2 separate regions of the Mus musculus genome follow, and region 2 is linked to region 1. A link is a loop called in an ENCODE intact Hi-C map of the cell type or tissue named here. Cell type or tissue: gastrocnemius. All regions are shown on one strand. Each heading gives the region's core, and the rest is flanking DNA. Links, peaks and the distances in the headings are about the cores only.

What was found. A loop is a pair of places that touch in the nucleus more often than their neighbours do. Peaks named below come from ENCODE experiments on the same cell type or tissue, not always from the same donor. Only the 100,000 strongest peaks of a DNase experiment are listed, where the experiment ranks them.
Region 2: a loop joins it to region 1, with 4 times the contacts of the local background. A loop is called at or near these places in 16 of 42 quality-filtered maps.

The regions. Positions count from the first base shown.
Region 1 is chr11:119,250,682-119,256,058 of GRCm38, forward strand. Ccdc40 (coiled-coil domain containing 40) reads left to right here. Exons shown (of 21, transcript NM_001364767.1): 14 at 258-503; 15 at 1,122-1,335; 16 at 2,569-2,738; 17 at 2,939-3,030; 18 at 3,661-3,781. Gm35932 (predicted gene, 35932) reads right to left here and starts at 2,754. Exons shown (of 3, transcript NR_168666.1): 1 at 2,305-2,754; 2 at 1,766-1,989; 3 at 36-1,523. In gastrocnemius, for the core only: a CTCF peak has its summit at 2,765; a DNase peak (open chromatin) is centred at 2,782.
Region 2 is chr11:119,201,261-119,206,637 of GRCm38, forward strand. The region is part of intron 3 of Tbc1d16 (TBC1 domain family, member 16); the gene reads right to left. Among named protein-coding and RNA genes, the nearest start is that of Gm36111, 12 kb to the left of the region's middle. In gastrocnemius, for the core only: a CTCF peak has its summit at 2,349 (motif pointing right); a DNase peak (open chromatin) is centred at 2,418.

The DNA.
Region 1 (5,377 bases), core at 314-5,313:
ACTTGAGCCTCCCATCAGCTAGAATCACAGGCATGGGCCACAACACTGCTTTATTTTATGCACGCTGTCTCCATTGGGTAAGCAGGCCCCTTGTGCTTTGTGGTGGTCCTTGAAGGTCCTTGAGATGCAGGGCCAGTTAGCTTCCTCCTGATGGCATGCAGGGATCTCTTCATATACCAGTCGAATGTCGAGGACACTGCAGTCTAGCCCAGCCAAAGACGGAGAAAGCTCACACCTATGTCCCTTCGTGCCCTCAGGTGACACATCTTTCAAAAATTGACGGCGATATCGCCCAGGCCACCCTGGACATCACCAACACCAACTGCAAAATAGACATGCATAAGAAGACGCTGGCAGAGATGGACAAGGAGGTAAAGAGGTTCAACGATCTCATCACCAACAGCGAGAGCGAGATCGCCCGGCGCACCATCCTCATTGAGAGGAAGCAGAGCCTCATCAACTTCTTCAACAAGCAGCTGGAACAGATGGTGTCGGAGCTGGGGGTGAGGCGCCGCCCAGAGCCCCGAGCCACGCCCTCTCCCCGCTCCCTTCCCCCATCACTGTAGTGAAGTGTCCCAAGTGTGAGGACTCTCTGAGCCCCTGGAGTCAATGCCTTGATTCATGGTTCTCCGTAGCCCCCTCCAAAAGAAGGCCTTCCGGGAGCTAGCTCAATCGGCAAGGCAGTTGCTTTGTCGTCATAAAGATGTGGGTCCACCCAGCACCCACAGTAAAAGCCAGGCAGGGGACCTCTGCACCCCAGAGCTGGGAAAGAGGCTGTAGTATTGCTGTGGCCTGTTGGCCAGTCAGTCTAATCAGCCAGTGAGTAACAGGTTCAGCAGGAGACGCTGTCTGAACAAACTAACACTCAGTGTGGAAACCTTACCTCCATGGCTACACAGGCGCGCACACAGACACAGACACACACACACACATATATATATATACACACACACACACACATATATATATACACACACACACACACACATATACACACACACATATATATATATATATATATATATATATATATATATATACATACCACACATAAGTAATAATAATAATGCACGCCCGTGGAGCCCAAGGCTCATGCTTCACTTTTATTAACTCCCCTCCAGGGGGAAGAAGCTGGACCCCTGGAACTGGAGATCAAAAGGCTGTCGAAGCTGACAGAAGAGTACAACACGGGAGTGGCTGAGGCGCAGATGACCTGGTTGCGCCTGCAGCAGGAACTGGTCCAGGTCACGCATGAGCGCGAGGAGCAGCTGGTGTCCGTGGACCAACTGAAGAAGGAGGTGCACATCATGGAACAAAAGAAGCTTCGCATAGAGAGTGAGCCTGGGGCGCTCTGGGGAAGGGGCCACACAGCACTAAGCTCTGCCAGCCACGCGAACCCCAGACCAGGCAGCACGCACCCGCACCCGTAATCCCAGCAGTCGGTAGGCTGTAAATTTGAGGCTGGCCTGGGCTAAATAGAAAAACCCTGTTTCAAAACAGAAGCAAAGCAAGCCATGAAAATGCTGAAGCCACCTTGTCTGTCAGCGTTTCTCACCTGTGCTCCCGAGGTCTGTGGGAGATGGAGACAAAACAGTCCTTCAGGGGAACTCTGAGGTCTGTGGACCTCAGACAAATGCAGCCAATCTCCTCAACCCCGCCCCTAACTATCGTTAGAGCCTTTTGTTCCCACCCACCCCAGACCTCAGAAGCACAGTTGAAAACCCTTAGCCACCGGTGGGTCCCACCGGGTTGACCCTGTGCTCACCAGCTGTATCTGAGACCCCAGGGCCTGCCAGCGTCACCACCAGCATACAGCATGTGACTGGAACTTCCTGGGTCCCACGTGGTCCAGTTAGGTTTCTCCGAAATGTCTGGAGCGACTGTGCTTGCCCACTTCCCAGAGATGTGGTGGGCTACATGCCCTCGCTGCAGCCCTTGGCTCCTCCTTGCAGCTACCTACCTGCTGGGGAGGATCAGGTGTGAGGCCCCCTGGCATGGAGGGGAAGAGAAGTGTGAGAAGGCAGAACTGACTGGATACAAAGCCCCCCCCAGCCCCACCCCGTGGGTGAGATCCGCAGAGACAAAGTTAACCACCTGCAAAGCCGTAGCTCTACGCCAGCCAAGGATACTGGTGTGGGCAGAATTGTGTGCACCCTGCTGCCTTTTTTTTTTTTTTCACCAAAAAGGGCAAGAGTATCTTTTGTCTTTCTTCTTCCTATCCCACCTTCCCCAAATACCCAGAGCATCTGAGCCCCCGACACCCCTGCTCTCAGCCCCGCCCACCCCAAGCTCCTCCCCACTCACCTCTGCTCTCTGCCTGGGCTTCTGCAGCACGTGGTCCTTGCAGTTCCCTCCAGAGACCAGGCTTTGGAAAAGAAAGTGCAGCAAGGCACACCACACACACACACACACACACACACACACACACACACACACACACACACACACACCATCCGTGGAGGAGCACCTGGCTGAATCAGACCGGATAGGAAGGAGCCACAGGAGGGCATGGCTGCTGCCTGCTGAGGACCCTAACCCTTCAATCCTCCGCTTGCCTGTCCCCTGCAGGCAAGATTGCACATGAGAAGAAGGAACAAAAGATAGTGAGCCGCCACATGAGGGACCTGGACAACGACCTGAGCAAGCTCAACATGCTGTTGGACAAGAACCGATGCAGTTCGGAAGAGCTGGAGCAGAACAATATAGCAACTGAGACGGAGTTTCTGCGCACGCTGAAGGCCAGTACTGCGCACTGCCCCCGTCAGGCACCGGCAGGGTATGGCGGAGGGCACGCCCGCATGCGCATCCTCCATCTGGGCAGCCTCCCTAGAGTGGCTTGCGGAGGGATCCGGATGTTGGTCTGAGGCCTGGCAGGTCCTGAGGGGCTCTAGAGGCCACCGCCCTGAGCCTTCCTCACAGCTCTCCTTGGTCCCCACAGGACTCAGAAAGAGAGACCATTCAAATGCAGGAAAAGCTGATGGAACTCTCTGAGGAAAAGGCCACCCTCCTCAACAGCTTCATGGAGGCAGAGTGAGTAGGGGTGCGGCCCGAGCTAAAGGTCGCCAGGCTTGTGAAGAGTCTGTGCTGAGGGATAGCCACCAAATATTGGCACCACTGGGTTATGTCTGAAGGCTGCCTTTATGAGCCGCAGGAGAACCACAGAACCACCATACACACCTGTAGAACACCTCTCGGCAGCATCCACCAGCCAGGCCACTTGCCTCTGGATATGGAGTGGTTTCTTTGAGATAAACTTTATAAAGTTAACCTAATTTTTATGGAGAAAAAAAACCCATCCCTAAGCATTTTACACTATGAACAAGCATTGAGAATAGAAAAGAAAAAAACCAGGGAGCTGGCTCAGTGGGATGAGGGAGCTTGCCGGATAAGCATGAGGACCCGAGTTCAAGTCCCCAGCACCCATGTAAGCCAGGCATGGTCAGGTGTGCCACAGCTCCAGATGATAGCGCTCTGGGCTCAGTGAGAGACCTTGTCCCCTGAGAATACATGAAGAACGCATTGAGCAGGAAACCCCATGTCTCCTGGCTTTGGTACGTGCACAAGTGCATGCCAAGCCCCCGGCAGAGGTGGGGTTTCTGTCACACACACACCCCAACTAAAACTGCTCTGCCTTTGACGCTGCCTCTTCTACCTCCAAAGGCACCAAATCATGCTGTGGGAGAAGAAAATCCAACTGGCCAAGGAGATGCGCAGCTCGGTGGATTCTGAGACCGGGCAGACAGAGATCCGTGCTATGAAGGCCGAGATCCACAGGATGAAGGTAAGCTGTCTCAGCACTGTGGGCACGGGTCGTCCCGTAGGCTGCACATTGGGCCACATCGGGAACCGGAGCCACCCTGCCAGTGACAGTCGTTGAGATTCCCAGGTGGGGACCTGCTGCTGCTGGACAGTGACTGCATTCTAGCAAATGTGGCTGCAAGCTCTGTGTCACCACCCACCTCTCACACCAGGATATGCCTACACTGTGCAGAATATAATCCTAGGACAGCCAGGAGATGCACGGCGCCTCGTAAACTGTTTTATCTCAACCCCAAGCAACCAAGGCCCTCTGGTCTTTTCAAAGACTGGTTGTAAAGCCTGGTTTCCCAGCCCACTAATCCCATTGTGGGACAAAGAGCCTCATATGGGCTGGTGTGGTGGTCACATCTCTAATATCTCTAATTTGAGGCCAGCCTGGTCTAAACAAGAAGTTTTTCAAGCTGGCTAGGATGACATAGTGAGACCCTATCTTAAAAAACAGTTGAGGAAACCAGGTCCAGAGAGCCCTCACCCCATCTCTGAGGTGTAGCTCGACTTCACTAAATGACAAGTGACTATCAGTTTAAGGTTCAAGACCTTAATTAAGGACAATAATAAGAGCCATTAGTGGCTAGAGAGATGGCCCAGTGGGTAAGAACACCGGCTATTCTCCGAGAGGTTCCAGGGTCAATTCCCAGCACCCATGTGACAGCTCACAACTGTCTGTAATTCCTGTCCCAGGGATCAGATGTCCCATACTGGCCTTCACGGGCACCAGGCATGAACATGGCATAAAGACACACGTGCAGGCAAGATGCCCATACACACAGAGTAAAAATTTAAATTAAAAACAAAAAACAAACAAACAAACAAAAAACCATCAGGGCTGGGGAGATGGCTCAGTGGGTAAGAGCACTTCCAGAGGTCTTAGTTCAATTCCCAGCAACCACACGGTGGCTCACAACCATCTGTAATGGGATCTGGGATCTGATGCCCTCTTCTGGTGTGTCTGAAGACAGCTACAGTGTGCTCACAAACATAAAATAAATAAATAATTCTTAAAAAAAAAAAACAAAAAACAAAAACAAAACCCTGAAGGTCAAGTCACTTTAAAAAAAAATAGATCAACTAATCAATTAGATTACCCAATCAAAGCAACATCATTTTCCATATTATGTAAAGGCCTCTGGCTGTTGGCTATTCTTTAGCTCTCACATATGAGCTGAGCAAGGACATAGTTTGGCATTAAGGTGCTTGTGTAGGAGTGAATGACTGCCAATTTGACAGGGCCTGCAGTCACCCAGAAGACGATGTCTGGGTGTGTACCTGTGAGGGATCATAGATTCCTTAGCCCTGGGCGTGCCTGTGAGGGGTTACAGTTGACTCGAGTCACCTGAACCATGGGCCCCACTGTGGCACGCACTGTAGTCCTGGACTCAATAAAGGAGACGGGGACCTGAGTGCCAGCATCCCTTGCTGCCTGTGGATGCGGCATGACCAGCCAGCCAAGCCCCTGCTCCCTTCCCCACCATGACGGACTGTACCCCTCAGAACCGCAACCCAGAATAAGTCCCTTCCCCTCTTAAACTCTTTTTTTTTTTTTTTTTTTTTTTGGTCA
Region 2 (5,377 bases), core at 212-5,211, 50 kb before region 1:
TCTCTCTCTCTCTCTCTCTCTCTCTCTCCCCTCCCACCCCGTGTGTGTGTGTGTGTGTGTGTGTGTGTGTGCATCACAAGCATGTCTTTTGGAGGTCAGATGAAAAGGTCAGATCTCCTGGAACTGGAGTTACAAGCAGATGTGAGCCACCATGTGGGTAATGGGAATTGAACCCTGGTCCCCTGCAAGGGCAGTCTGTGCCTTTAAATGTTAAGCCATTTCCAGCTCTGGGTTATCTGAGACAGGTCTCACTATGTATCTCTGGTTGTCCTGGAACCCTATGTAGACCAGGCTGGCCTCTGAACTCACAGAGATCTACATGTTTCTGTCTCTAAGTGACATCCCACCCAGCTTAGGGCTATTTTTTAATTGACCTTCTAAGATTAATATTAATCACAAAATAATATGTGCAACACTAAAAACTGCTTCATAACTGGCCTGTGTTTACCCTCTCCGGTGTCTTTATCCTGACCCAGCTGGCCAACACTGGCCATGGGTGCTGTTTAAATCAGTAATACTCAATACACACAATTAACGTGCTTAGATGCAGCTGGGGCTGGGGCTCAGTTAGTGCAGTGTGTGTCTGGCATGCAGGTTCCATCCCCAACACCAAATACATTAGGAGTAGCACCACACACCTGTAATGTCAGGAGGCTGCAGCAGAACACTGGGGGCTTCAAGGTTACCCTTGACGAATGAGTTCAAGGCTAGCCTAGGCTACATGAGACCCTGACCTAAATATAAATAAGCAAGAATTCTTGGTTGCATGTGTCCTGTTTCAGGAGTTCACAAGGGTTGTGGCATGAGGGGCTACGATGTTGGACAGCTCAGATCTGGAGTGTTCTCCTCCACGCCCAGAGTCCTGCAGCCTCACCGAACAGCCACATTAGGTCTCAGCCCTCCCCATAGCTCAGCCACGGCGTCGGTCACCCTGTGTGCTTCCTGGAGTGCATGCATGTATATGTGTCTGTTTGCACACATATGTAGAACCCAGGGGTCACCCTCAGTGTCAATTGAATGGCTGTTCTGCCTGCACGTCTGTCTGTGCACCACTGGAGGCCAAAAGACCTCATTGGATCCCTGGGACTGGAGTTACAGATGGTGTGAATTTCCACGTGGCTGCCGAGCCTCCCCCAGTCCTCTGAAAAGCACCTAGCCCGTGCTCTTTACCCAACGAGCCTCTGCTCCAGCCCCAGCCTGCCTTGTTGGTTTTGGTTGATTGATTCTGGCCTTAGACGGGGTCTCTTTGGCTGGCCAGTGACCCCCCCCCTCATCCTCCTCTCTGACTCAGGAGTGTTGGGATGGCCCTCACATGGCTCTTTATGGGGCACTGGAGCTGAGCTCAGGCTGCCATGATTGTGACTGACTGATGCATCTCCCCAGCCCCACCCTGGTTTTGAGTCTTTGGGAACTTGCTCACAGGATTCTTCTGCCTCATGCTGCAGGGCTGGGAGAGGTGGGGTTGGGTCACAGGCTGAGGGAAGGCAGGCACTCAGGAGCACTCACTAGTGGGGTCGGCTAACATTCCTTCCCCTGGTGGGTATGTGGGCCCGTTCCCTGCTCCCTCGGACACCTGTATGCACTTTCCTCTTCCTGAACCTTCAGGATCTCATACTTTCCAGACAGGGCCTTTGGAGCAGGACAGGACAAGGAGAATGTCCGGTGTTAATCTCTGTCCCCAGTACAAGGACAGCTCACACACACTAGCCACGGGCTCACACATGCTAGACACACTCACACAAGATAGACACACACTCACAAGAGCTAGACACACTCACAGGAGCTAGACACACACACGAGCTAGACACACACACACGAGCTAGGCACACGCTCACACGAGCTAGACACATGCTCACACCAAGATGGTTTCTCGGAAGAGACCTGTTCCTCTTGGAGGTGAAGAGGTGACCAGATGCCCCTGACTATGGTGTCATCTTTGACACTACCAGAACTGGACCTGTGTTTCCTGACACACTGAAAGAACAGGACGGTAGAGGGAGACAAAGGCCACCAGCACCCAATCCCTGTGAGCCAAGTCCCAGGCATCCACTCCCAACAAGGCCTTCGACCAACAAACCATGGGTTCCAGCCTGTCGCTGTGACACGGGAGGGGGACCGAGAGAGACTCAGAACTTGGTACGTGGCTGGGTTTACTGAGAGGCAGGCCCTGCTGGGCTATATCCCAGAGGCAGTGGACAAATGCAGACAGCTCAGGGGACCCTGACATGCTCTTAACTACTCAGGCTTTCTGAGTATTCCATCAAATAACGAAAGGAAGAGGAACATGACACTGCCGTGTCTATCTATTCATCCTCAGCCTCTAGAACGCCTGCAAATGCTGTTCCTCAGTTCTGCCACTAGGGGGCACCCTTGAGCCAGATTATCTGCCCTGCCCTGCCCTGCCCTGCCCTAGCCTGGCCTCCCTGGGCCTCAATTTTCTGGATTCAAGGAGCAGGCCAGGTGGATACACTCAGGTCTTCAGAGCTAAGCCCCTGCCTAGTACCTAGTCCTCATCCAGACACTATTTCTGCCCAGCACGCAGGACCCGCTCTCCCTTGGGTCTCTCCACAGGCATGGTTCTGCAAACAGAAACTCCTTGAGGAATTCAAAATATACCTGGAGGCCCAAGCCTGACATCCCAGCTACTCAGAAGCTGAGGCAGGAGGATAGAAAGTTAAAGGCCTGCCTGAGCTACCATGTGAGTTCAAACTCAGGCCGGATCACTGTCTGAAAACACAGGAAAGGTCTGCGGATGTATCTCAGTAGTAAGGGACGCCGGGTTCACTCCTCAGTGCTGGAAAAGCAGGTCGGAAGTTTGGGAGGGGACTCAGATGGTAGAGCGCTTGCCCAGCATGCACGAGGCCTGGACTGAATTCCTAGTACAGAATAGCCCAGGTGGGTTTCACACAATCATAACCCCAGCGTGTGGAAGGCAGGAGGATCAGATATTCAAGGCTCTGAGGAGAAGGGGAAAAGTTGGTTGGAAGGGTGGGACTGGGAGGAGGGGAGGGAGCTGCAATCAGAATGTAAAGCAAATAAATCAATAAATTAATGACAGGAAAAAAAAAGCTAGCCAGTCCCATCCTGGTGGTGGACAGATCTGTTCTCCTGTCTTTGTGTGTGTGTGTGTGTGTGTGTGTGAGAGAGAGAGAGAGAGAGAGAGAGAGAGAGACCCTCCCCATTTATTGTAATAAGTGTATCCCTTAGAAAACACACATTCAGGGGGCTTCCCTCGAGTGTTTCACTGCTGCAGTGATGGTCCCAACCAGTCTTGAGTACGTTCCCAGAAGATACGGAGGGGATGAGGCCAATCATTCGCCAATTTGGTGGTGATTTCTTCACTTCAGCCTTTGGGATATTTCTACCCCCACTTTAGGAAGGAGGAAACTCCGGGTCAAACTTCAACTGTGCTGTCAAGGGAACTACTGCCCTTCCAGAGGTCCTTTTAGGTACCCAGCACCCACATGATGGCTCTCAACCACCTGGATGCTCCAGGGAACCCACCAGCAACTGCATACACACTGTACACATAAACTCACAGATGCGTGAGCGGGCACATGCGCGCACGTGTACACACACACACACACTCTCTCACATGTTTGTTGCTTGGAGTGTATGTCAGGTCTGAATTTGCACAGCCCAAATCCACCGGGGGTAAACTCAGTCCCACGCCCTGTAGGACCACAAGGTGCGTCTGGGTGGAGCCCCGTAATTGAGAGATTGTTCTCCTGTCTTTAAGGATAACTTTAGTGTCGTGTGATACAGTCAACAGACCAGAGGTGATCCCCCACTAGGCTAGGGTTTCAGCTTCTAAACGGGGACTTTCGTATATATGCCTTTTATTTGTATCTATTTTATTTTGTTTATTTATTTTATTTATGCCTGCTGGCATTTGCAGAGATTTAAGAAGGTCACCAGATTGCCTGGAACTGGTGTTATGGATGGTTGTGAGCCACCATGTGGGTGCCGGGAAAACTGAACCCGGTCCTCTGTAAGAGCAACGACTGCTCTAATCACTGATCTATCTCTCCAGCCTGTTTTAAATGTATGGACCGGGGGAGGGGGGGCTGGCTGTATCGGTGTCAGAGAACAACTTTTGAGAGAGATCTCTCTCTCTCTACTGTTTAGGTCCTGGAGATCCAACTCAGCCTCGACAGCAAAAAGCTTTAGCTGCTCTGCCACCACAAAGGATCAGTCTTCCTTTTTTCTTTGTAAACGCTCAGTCTCAGGCATTTTGTTACAGCAACAAAAACTGAGCTGTGTGTTCCTGGACGTCAGGCAAAGCACACTGATCCTGCATGAGAGGCAAGTGTGAGAAACCTACTGGGGAACCATAGCAGACGAGCAGCCACAAGGCTAAGGCACAGGGTGCATCACAGGGAGGGTAGAGGAGAAGCTGAGCACGTCCAAGAGCCGCCCTCTGCAGAAAGACAGCTCCCTGGCCAGGCTCCCTGATCTCATACCTCAGCCTTGACCTCACACCTACCGGCCCCGAGGAGGGGTTCTGAGTTACATCTTACCCCCATGAGGCAGCTGCCCTCAGATGCACAAGGCCTCACAGCCAAGAGGGAAGTCAGGATCTGACTTTCCCTTTGGGGTCCAAAGTTACCGCCCACCTCCAGCCACCACCGGCCGAAGACCAGGCACGCAGCCTGAGAGTGTGCGATCCAGGCTCCAGGGAGAGTTCAGAGCAGAGGAAGGTGAGTGGCGCCCCCTTCTGCCTGTGGGGAACTGGAGATGGTCACTCAAAAGCCAGATGCAAGGGTGCCCTGGAGTTGAGGCTCACAGCAGAGTAAGGGAAGGGGGCTGGAGAGATAGCTCAGCCGTTAAGAGCACTGACTGCTCTTCCAGGCGTCCTGAGTTCAATTCCCAGCAACCATATGGTGGCTCACAACCATCTGTAATGGGATCTGACACCCTCTTCTGGTGAGTCTGAAGACAGCTACAGTGTAAGGGAAGGGAGGGAACTTAAGGACACAAAACCCGGGGGCTGGTGAGATGGCTCAGTGGGTAAGAGCACCCGACTGCTCTTCCGAAGGTCCAGAGTTCAAATCCCAGCAACCACATGGTGGCTCACAACCATCCGTAACAAGATCTGACTCCCTCTTCTGGAGTGTTTGAAGACAGCTACAGTGTACTTGCATATAATAAATAAATAAATCTTAAAAAAAAAAAAACAAAAAAAAACTAAGAGGTTGCAAACCCCCTTTCTCAAAAAACTGTTTAAAAAAAAAAAAAAAAAAAGGACACAAAACCCAGGAATTGAGAGTCATTGCACCCGAGGGCTCTAGTATAGGCACGAAGTACATATTATAGTTTGCATTTTCCAATGGGGAGACAAGGACTCCTAAAAGATAAGCTTGCCCCAGACCCATGC